Linked DNA regions of Homo sapiens: region 1 is linked to region 2. The links are chromatin contacts, found by Hi-C or POLR2A ChIA-PET in ENCODE. All regions are on one chromosome and are shown on one strand. The core of a region is the stretch at or near the end of the contact, and the rest is flanking DNA. Distances in the headings are between cores, read along the strand shown. Region 1 holds the start of SHFL (shiftless antiviral inhibitor of ribosomal frameshifting). Region 2 holds the start of KRI1 (KRI1 homolog).

Region 1 (3,655 bases), core at 842-3,341, 480 kb after region 2:
TATTTTTAGTATAGATGGGGTTTCACCATGTTAGCCAGGATGGTCTCGATCTCCTGACCTCATGATCCGCCCGCCTTGGCCTCCCAAAGTGCTGGGATTACAGGCGTGAGCCACCGCGCCCGGCATTTTTTTTTTTTTTTTTTTTTTGAGACAGAGTTTCGCTCTTGTTGCCCAGGCTGGAGTGCAATGGTGTGATCTCAGCTCACTGCAACCTCCGCCTCCTGGGTTCAAGTGATTCTCCTGCCTCAGCCTCCCGAGTAGCTGGGATTACAGGCATGCGCCACCATGCCCAGCTAATTTTGTATTTTTTAGTAGAGACGGGTTTCTCCATGTTGGTCAGGCTGGTCTCAAACTCCCGACCTCAGGTGATCCGCCCGCCTCGGCCTCCCAAAATGTTGGGATTGCAGGCGTGAGCCACCGCGCCTGGCCTATTATACTCTTTAACAGCCCTACACTAAGCCTTTCAGGCAGGCTAAATCCACAGCGTTCCCATCACCAAAGCTGTCAAAGAAGCAAAGTAGCCATGATGCACCTGTGCTTCAAAGCCATTCATTCATTCATTCATTCATTCATTCATTCATTCATTCAACACAAGGGTTCCATTCCCCTGCCTCTCTCTCCTCCCCAATCCTCTGCTCATCCTAGCCTTTCTAGAGACTGCCACTAACAACCCTTCCCCACCTCCCAGCCTTTGCTTATGCCATTCCCTCCCCCACCCCAAGACCCCTGCCTTTCTTTCCCTTTCCCCTCCCAGGGCTCACTCCTCCCCATCCTTTAAGACTTGGTACCTCCTCCTCCAGTAAGCCTTCTCTGACCTCTGCGCCCCCGCTATGATGGCAATAATCCTGGCTCCTTTCATTGCTTAGTTTCATGGCTCTCTCCCCCATTGAATACAATCAGCACATAATGAGCGCCTACTGTTTGCAGGCTCCCTGGCCGGACAAATGATGGAGAGGTGAAAAAGTGAGATTGGGTGATGAGTTATGGACCGACAATGCCTGGTCCCTCCTGTTTCAGAGGGGGGTCAGTCACCATGAACGGGTCGGGTCCCCCCTCTTGCTCTCCCTCCCGTGACCCGGTCCTTTGCGAGGGGAGGGGATAGGTTACCTGGGCATCCAGATCGTTACTTAGTTCTTGGCCATCTTTTTGCTTTACCCCTGCGGGGGAGAGTGCATATAAGGGAAGGGCCCTTGAAGGGTCTGTGGGAGTTCCAGGCCACCCAGAGCCGCGACGCAGAGCCTCCCCAAGGCTGGGACCTCCGGGGGAGGTGATCTCAACGCCTCTCCCTAGACCACGCCCCCTCGGCGCTCCCACGCGCGGTCCCCGCACCAGGCCCGGGACCCCTGCAGCCTCACCGTACACGATGGAGCGCCCCACTCCCGTGTGGTCGCTGCCGAATTTCCTCATCAGAGCCCCCGCCTTCTTGGAGGATACCTTCCCATGAAACTTCTCCCGGAGGCGCCGGACGCTCTTCTCCAGCTGGGATGGAGACAGGGGGGTTCCGGTGGGGGAAGGGGAAACGGGATCATCCCTCCCCCATCTCTAGGCACCGTTCTCCCGGCCCGAACTTGACCCTTGGTTTTGGCCTCCGCCGCCCCCCCCCCGCCTTTCATCCCTTTACGGCATTTCCTGGAAAAAGCCAAAGTCCCCACAGGGCGTTGGGGGAAGGCGCGGACTGGGGCGAGCGTCCCAGCCTAAGGTGTGGGGGGGCGGCCAGGTTATCTCTGGCCTCTGACCTTTGACCCTGCAGCCCCCGCTTTTCCTCGGGGAGGCCTCATTTCGCTCTGGGGAAACGTGGGAGTCACTTTCCTTTTCAAGGGGGGCGAGCGCCAGGCAGGGGTAAGGATCTGGGGTTCTAGGATGGGGGTCCCCAGGAACTGCGAAGCCCCCTCCGCGCCTCCCGGCCGCTCCTCGGGGTCTGTCGCGGCTGACCCCGGCCCAGCCGTAGCCATCGCTTACCTCCACACCTTCCTGAGACATGGTGGCGGCGGCGCAGTTCCCCGCGAGGGTCCGCACTGCGCGGCTCAGCCGCCCCCCTACCTGGGTGCGCCCGTCGGTCCAGCAGCCGCGCAGGGCAGGGGGCGGTGCCTCGGGGCCGGCTCCGCCCTTCCTCCCCGGCCCCTGTTTCGCTTTCGATTCAGGGGGGACCCGGCGCGCTGGCTCCGCCCTGGCTCCGCCTCTGCTCTTGCGCCCCAAACCCAGGCGGGCGCCCCGGGTCTGCACCCTGCGGCGGAGCGCGCAGACCTCGGACGGGGGAGGCGGCGCGGCCTCTGCAGTCGGTCACATGTCCCCACGCTGCGCGGGGTCCGCGTCTTCACGTCCCTCGTGGGGGCGGGGCCGCATCAGAAGGCCGCGGCGAGGCCCCGCGCCCCCCCACCCAGCGCGCGCTCCCCCAGTTCATCACCCTCCTCTCTGTTCTCCCTCCTTCCCCGGGAATCTGGCGCTCATGAGGACCTGGGCCCTTTTCCTGCCCTGAGTCTCTGTCCTAGCTACGGTCACCTCTCTCAACCTCAGTTTACCCCTCTGTGAAATGGGGAGAATCCTGGTGTCTACACCATGGAGTGGAGTATGTGCCAAGATTCCCGAGTGGATCGCGTAATAGCGCCTGGCTTGCAGTAGGCGTTCAACTAGTCACTGGGCCACCTGCTGTGTGCCCTTGATAGGGGCAGGCAGTGTGTGTGTGGTTGGGGGGAGCGGTGCTTGAGAAAAATACAGATTCTTGGTCTCTAGTAGCCCGGTAGAATCCGGCTGTCTCAGGGATCCAGGGAATCTGCAATGGTTAAGAACCCCGTGGGACGGACAATTCTAACCCAGTACAGGGCACATCAGGGAGCCCTTAGGTGGTGGGGCTCTGGCCCAGCCTGGGGACACAGAGATGGCAACTTCATTGGAGGAGGGGATGCTTTGTAGAGTCACTGAAATTGGAGGTCTTAGCTAGGGGAGGAATAGAGTGGGGAGATGAGGCAGCCGTGCAGAGCCCCCAAAGCAAGACTAAGTCTGGGGTTTTTGGGCAATGGCTTCTCAAGCCCAGCACTCTTGACACTTTGGGCGGCCTAGTTCTTTGTGTGGGGGACTGTCCTGTGTATTGGGGGACATTTAACACCATCCCTGGCCTCCACCCACTAGATGCCAGTGGTTCCCTACTCTCCCTGTTGTGACTACCAAAAACGTCTCCAGAGACTGCCGGATACTCTCTGAGGAGCAAAATAGCATTGTGTTCAACGACTCCAAATTTTTTTCTCCATTGCACACCCCTATAGGTAAAAGTGTTAAAGTTACACCCCCAGATGGATATTTATTCATTTATTTATTTTTTGAGACAAGATCTTGCTCTGTTGCCCAGGCTGGAGTGCAGTGGTTTGATGGTGGCTCACTGCAGCCTCTAACTCCTGGGCTCAAACGATCCTCCTGCCTCAGCCTGCTAAGTAGCTGGGACTACTGGCATATGCCACTATGCCTGGTTAATTTTCTATTTTTTTTGTAGAGACGGGGTCTCACTATGTTGCCCAGGCTGGTCTCAAACTCCTGGCCTCAAAGATGGATATTATTTATAAATTATATACAAATACAATTATATCAATATATTCTGTTAACTGTTATATAAAATATTGATAGATAAATGGAGCTGGGCATGATGGTTCACACCTGTAATGCT
Region 2 (3,721 bases), core at 198-2,697:
CTCCCTTGAGGACCTCCTGATCCTCTGTCCCTCACACAGGTCATGATGTTTGGCAGCACCGCCATCGCCCTGGAGCTGCTGAAGCAAGGTGCCAGCCCCAATGTCCAGGACACCTCCGGTACCAGTCCAGTCCATGACGCAGCCCGCACTGGATTCCTGGACACCCTGAAGGTCCTAGTGGAGCACGGGGCTGATGTCAACGTGCCTGATGGCACCGGGGCACTTCCAATCCATCTGGCAGTTCAAGAGGGTCACACTGCTGTGGTCAGCTTTCTGGCAGCTGAATCTGATCTCCATCGCAGGGACGCCAGGGGTCTCACACCCTTGGAGCTGGCACTGCAGAGAGGGGCTCAGGACCTCGTGGACATCCTGCAGGGCCACATGGTGGCCCCGCTGTGATCTGGGGTCACCCTCTCCAGCAAGAGAACCCCGTGGGGTTATGTATCAGAAGAGAGGGGAAGAAACACTTTCTCTTCTTGTTTCTCCTGCCCACTGCTGCAGTAGGGGAGGAGCACAGTTTGTGGCTTATAGGTGTTGGTTTTGGGGGTGTGAGTGTTTGGGGGACGTTTCTCATTTGTTTTTCTCACTCCTTTTGGTGTGTTGGACAGAGAAGGGCTCCTGCAGGCCACAGCCACCTAAACGGTTCAGTTTCTTCTGCGCCTCAGGCTGCTGGGGCCTCAGACGAGACCCAAGGGCAGAGCATTTAAGAGTGAAGTCATGACCTCCAGGGAGCCTAGAAGCTGGTGGCCTTGGCCGGCTGTGCTCAGAGACCTGAAGTGTGCACGTTGCTTCAGGCATGGGGGGTGGGGGGAGCGTCCCAAATCAATAAGAAGGTAGAATGAGTTATGAGTTATTCATATTCTGTTGGAAGCTTGTTTTCCAGTCTCTTGTACAGCGTTTTAAAAGAAATGGATTCTATTTATTATGCTTTATTGGAAAAAATGTTGTAATAATTTAATGTTTTTACCCATTAAATTAAGACTTGTGCATGATCACAGCACGGGTGGCTTCTGATTTTTGAGTCTGGGATGGAGAGTTACACATCCCGGATGTTGATGGGGATGAGGACGGGGGTCGCGGATCGTGGATGTGGTGGGTGAGGGGAGAGAATAGTAATTCCCAGGGCGCCAGGGTGAGTGAGCTGGGTGGGGCAGCGGTTTTCGCTGTCGGAACGGAAGGGAAGCAGGAAACCGCGAGTGGAGAAAGGGCCCCCAGATGTCAGCTGGGTGCCCGGAGCACAGGGGGTGGGGCGGGTGGGCGGTGGCCGCGGCCTTCCCCGCAGGGGCGTAGCCGTGGGCGGTGACTGCGGTGATGAGGCGAAAGGGATCCCGGAAAAGCCAGGGGCGGGGTTAGCAGCGGTACGCCTCGTTTACAAGTGGATGCGGGCGGGACTGAGGGCGGCCCCGCCCCGTCCAGGGCTTCCTCAATGCGCGTGCGCAATGGGCCACAGAACCGCCATGCCGGAACCGCGCGGGTCGTCGCAGCTGCGGGTGAACGCGGCGTTTGCCGCGCGGTACAACCGCTACCGGGAGCGCGAGGAACTGCAGCGGCGTGAGTGCGGGGCGCATGCGCGCGGGAGCCTGCGCGCGCCGGCCGGTTGGGAAGTGGGGAGTCGAGTGGCCCCGCCGGCTGACCTGGGGGGGGGCATCCCGTCTGTGTCCCGCAGTGAAGGATCGCTACGGGGACCGAGACAGCAGCAGCGACTCCAGCTCCGAGTCGGACTCAAGCGACGAGCGCGTGGTGCGCGTCCCCGCCCCGTCCTGGACGTGCGGAGGCGTCCAAGCCCCCCTCTGCACCCCGACCCCGATGTAGACGGGGGGGAACCCCCAACCCCAGAGCGCCCTGCGGGAGCGTCCCATCCTCCGCTCCCCATCCCATGAGGGACAGACAGTGCCCCCCCTCTCCCCAGGGGAGCCAAATCCCCGTTATTTTCTCTCCCCTGCCACGATCCCCACCTGCCCACTCTGATGTGTGGGGCGACTCTGTCCCCCAAGAACCCCCCCTTTCCTCTTTCATCCTCAAGAGTCTAGCCATTTTTTAGTGTACTCCTTGCGCCACGTGGGGCGCCCAACTTCTCACATCAGCCCTGATCCTGGCCCCACTGTGCGGCCTGGCCCAGCCCCTCCCCGCTGTCTCTCTTGTGCCCTCAGCCCACCTGCCCCTTGTCAAGTCTTTGTCTTCCCCAGGAATTACCTTCTCCTTGCCCCTCACCTTCCTCTACCCATATCCTGTACCTACCTGTGGCCTGCCCCTGCCCACCCCAAGAGGGCCCCTCTCCCTCCTGCTGTTTGACCACCTGTTTGACCTCCCCAGCCAGATCCACCCCCCTCCATCCTAATCCCTACGCTGAGCTCACCTGCTGGCGCCAGGGCTCTTATTATCTCCCTTCTGAAATCTATCCCCAACCCTTTTCCTGCCCTAGGAATTTGATCCCCAGCAGGAGCGGGACTTTTACAAAACGCTCTCCTTGTTGAAGAAGAAGGACCCCCGCATTTATCAGAAAGATGCCACCTTCTATAACAGAACAGGTCCGGGGCCACTCCTGTCTAAACCTCTCCTTCCTCTGGAGCAGAATCCGGGGTCCTTTCCTGACTGTGGATTCAGAGAAGTGACTTGACTTCTCTGAGCCTCTTTTCCTGTCTGTAAAGTATATCTAACGGTAGCATCTCCCCTCAGGGCTGTTTTAAGGATAGATTGGGATTTACCCAGTTTACACAGTTCATCTGTTTTGACTATTGAATGAATTGCTTCACAAGTCACAAGTCCTTAGCAGAGCCTAGGTTATTACCTGGTGGTGGAGTTAATGACTGTGTCCTTGGCACTATTCAAGGTGGGAATTGCTGACTGAATGATTCCAACTCCACCAGGCTGGGCAGGTGGTTCAAGCATCTAATCCCAGCACTTTGGGAGGCTGAGGTGGGAGGGTCAATTGAGGCCAGGAGTTTGAGACCAGTTTGGCCAACATAGCAAGACCCCATTTCTCTTTTTTTTTTTTTGAAATGGAGTTTCACTCTTGTTGCCCAGGCTGGGTTGCAATGGGACGATCTCAGCTCACTGCAACCTCCGTCTCCCAGGTTCAAGCGATTCTCCTGCCTCAGCCTCCTGAGTAGCTGGAATTACAGGCACGCGCCACCACGCCCAGCTAATTTGGGATTTTTAGTAGAGACAGGGTTTCTCCATGTTGGCCAGGCTGGTCTCGAACTCCCAACTTCAGGTGATCCGCCCACCCTGGCCTCCCAAAGTGCTGGGATTACAGGCGTGAGCCACTGCGCCCAGCCAGCCTTTCTTTCTTTTTTCTTTTTTTTTTTTTGAGACGGAGTTTTGCTCTTGTTGCCCAAGCTGGAGTGCAATGGCATGATCTGGGCTCACTGCAACCTCCGCCTCCCCGGTTCAACCGATTCTCCTGCCTCAGCCTCCGGAGTAGCTGGGATTACAGGTGCGTGCCACCACGCCCAGCTATTTTTTTGTTATTTTTAGTAGAGATGGGGTTTCACCATGTTAGCCAGGCTGGTCTCGAACTCCTGACCTCAGGTAATCCATCCGCCTTGGCCTCCCAAAGTGCTAGGATTACAGGCGTGAGCCACTGTGCCTGGCGGCAAGACCCCATCTCTACAAAAGATTCAGAACTCAGCTGAGCATGCTGGTGTGCGCTTATAGTCCCAGGTATTTGGGAGGCTGAAGTGGGAGGATTGCTTAAGCCCATGAGTTCAAGGCTGCAGTG

What was found. Hi-C counts contacts between places; a loop is a spot of excess contacts on that map. ChIA-PET counts read pairs that join two places held with the same protein, here RNA polymerase II (POLR2A). Pooled maps may share reads with other maps.
Region 1: a loop to region 2 is called in a pooled map, with 6 times the contacts of the local background. The contact joins the promoter of SHFL here to the promoter of KRI1 in region 2. A Hi-C loop is called at or near these places in 2 of 37 single-sample maps with no recorded cell type and 6 of 50 pooled maps. POLR2A ChIA-PET finds 5 or more read pairs at or near these places in 3 of 52 experiments (K562, activated CD4-positive, alpha-beta T cell and naive thymus-derived CD8-positive, alpha-beta T cell).

Annotation. Positions count from the first base shown.
Region 1 is chr19:10,084,753-10,088,407 of GRCh38, reverse strand. It overlaps SHFL (shiftless antiviral inhibitor of ribosomal frameshifting), which reads right to left and starts at 2,091. Exons shown (of 8, transcript NM_018381.4): 1 at 1,960-2,091; 2 at 1,356-1,479; 3 at 1,108-1,157. The coding sequence starts at 1,980. RefSeq lists silencers at 1,823-2,102, 2,173-2,392.
Region 2 is chr19:10,563,736-10,567,456 of GRCh38, reverse strand. KRI1 (KRI1 homolog) reads left to right here and starts at 1,447. Exons shown (of 19, transcript NM_023008.5): 1 at 1,447-1,551; 2 at 1,667-1,740; 3 at 2,423-2,528. The coding sequence starts at 1,458. CDKN2D (cyclin dependent kinase inhibitor 2D) reads left to right here. Exons shown (of 2, transcript NM_001800.4): 2 at 40-997. The coding sequence ends at 399. RefSeq lists enhancers at 1-258, 1,207-1,774, 1,977-2,026, 1,775-2,342 and a silencer at 1,177-1,706.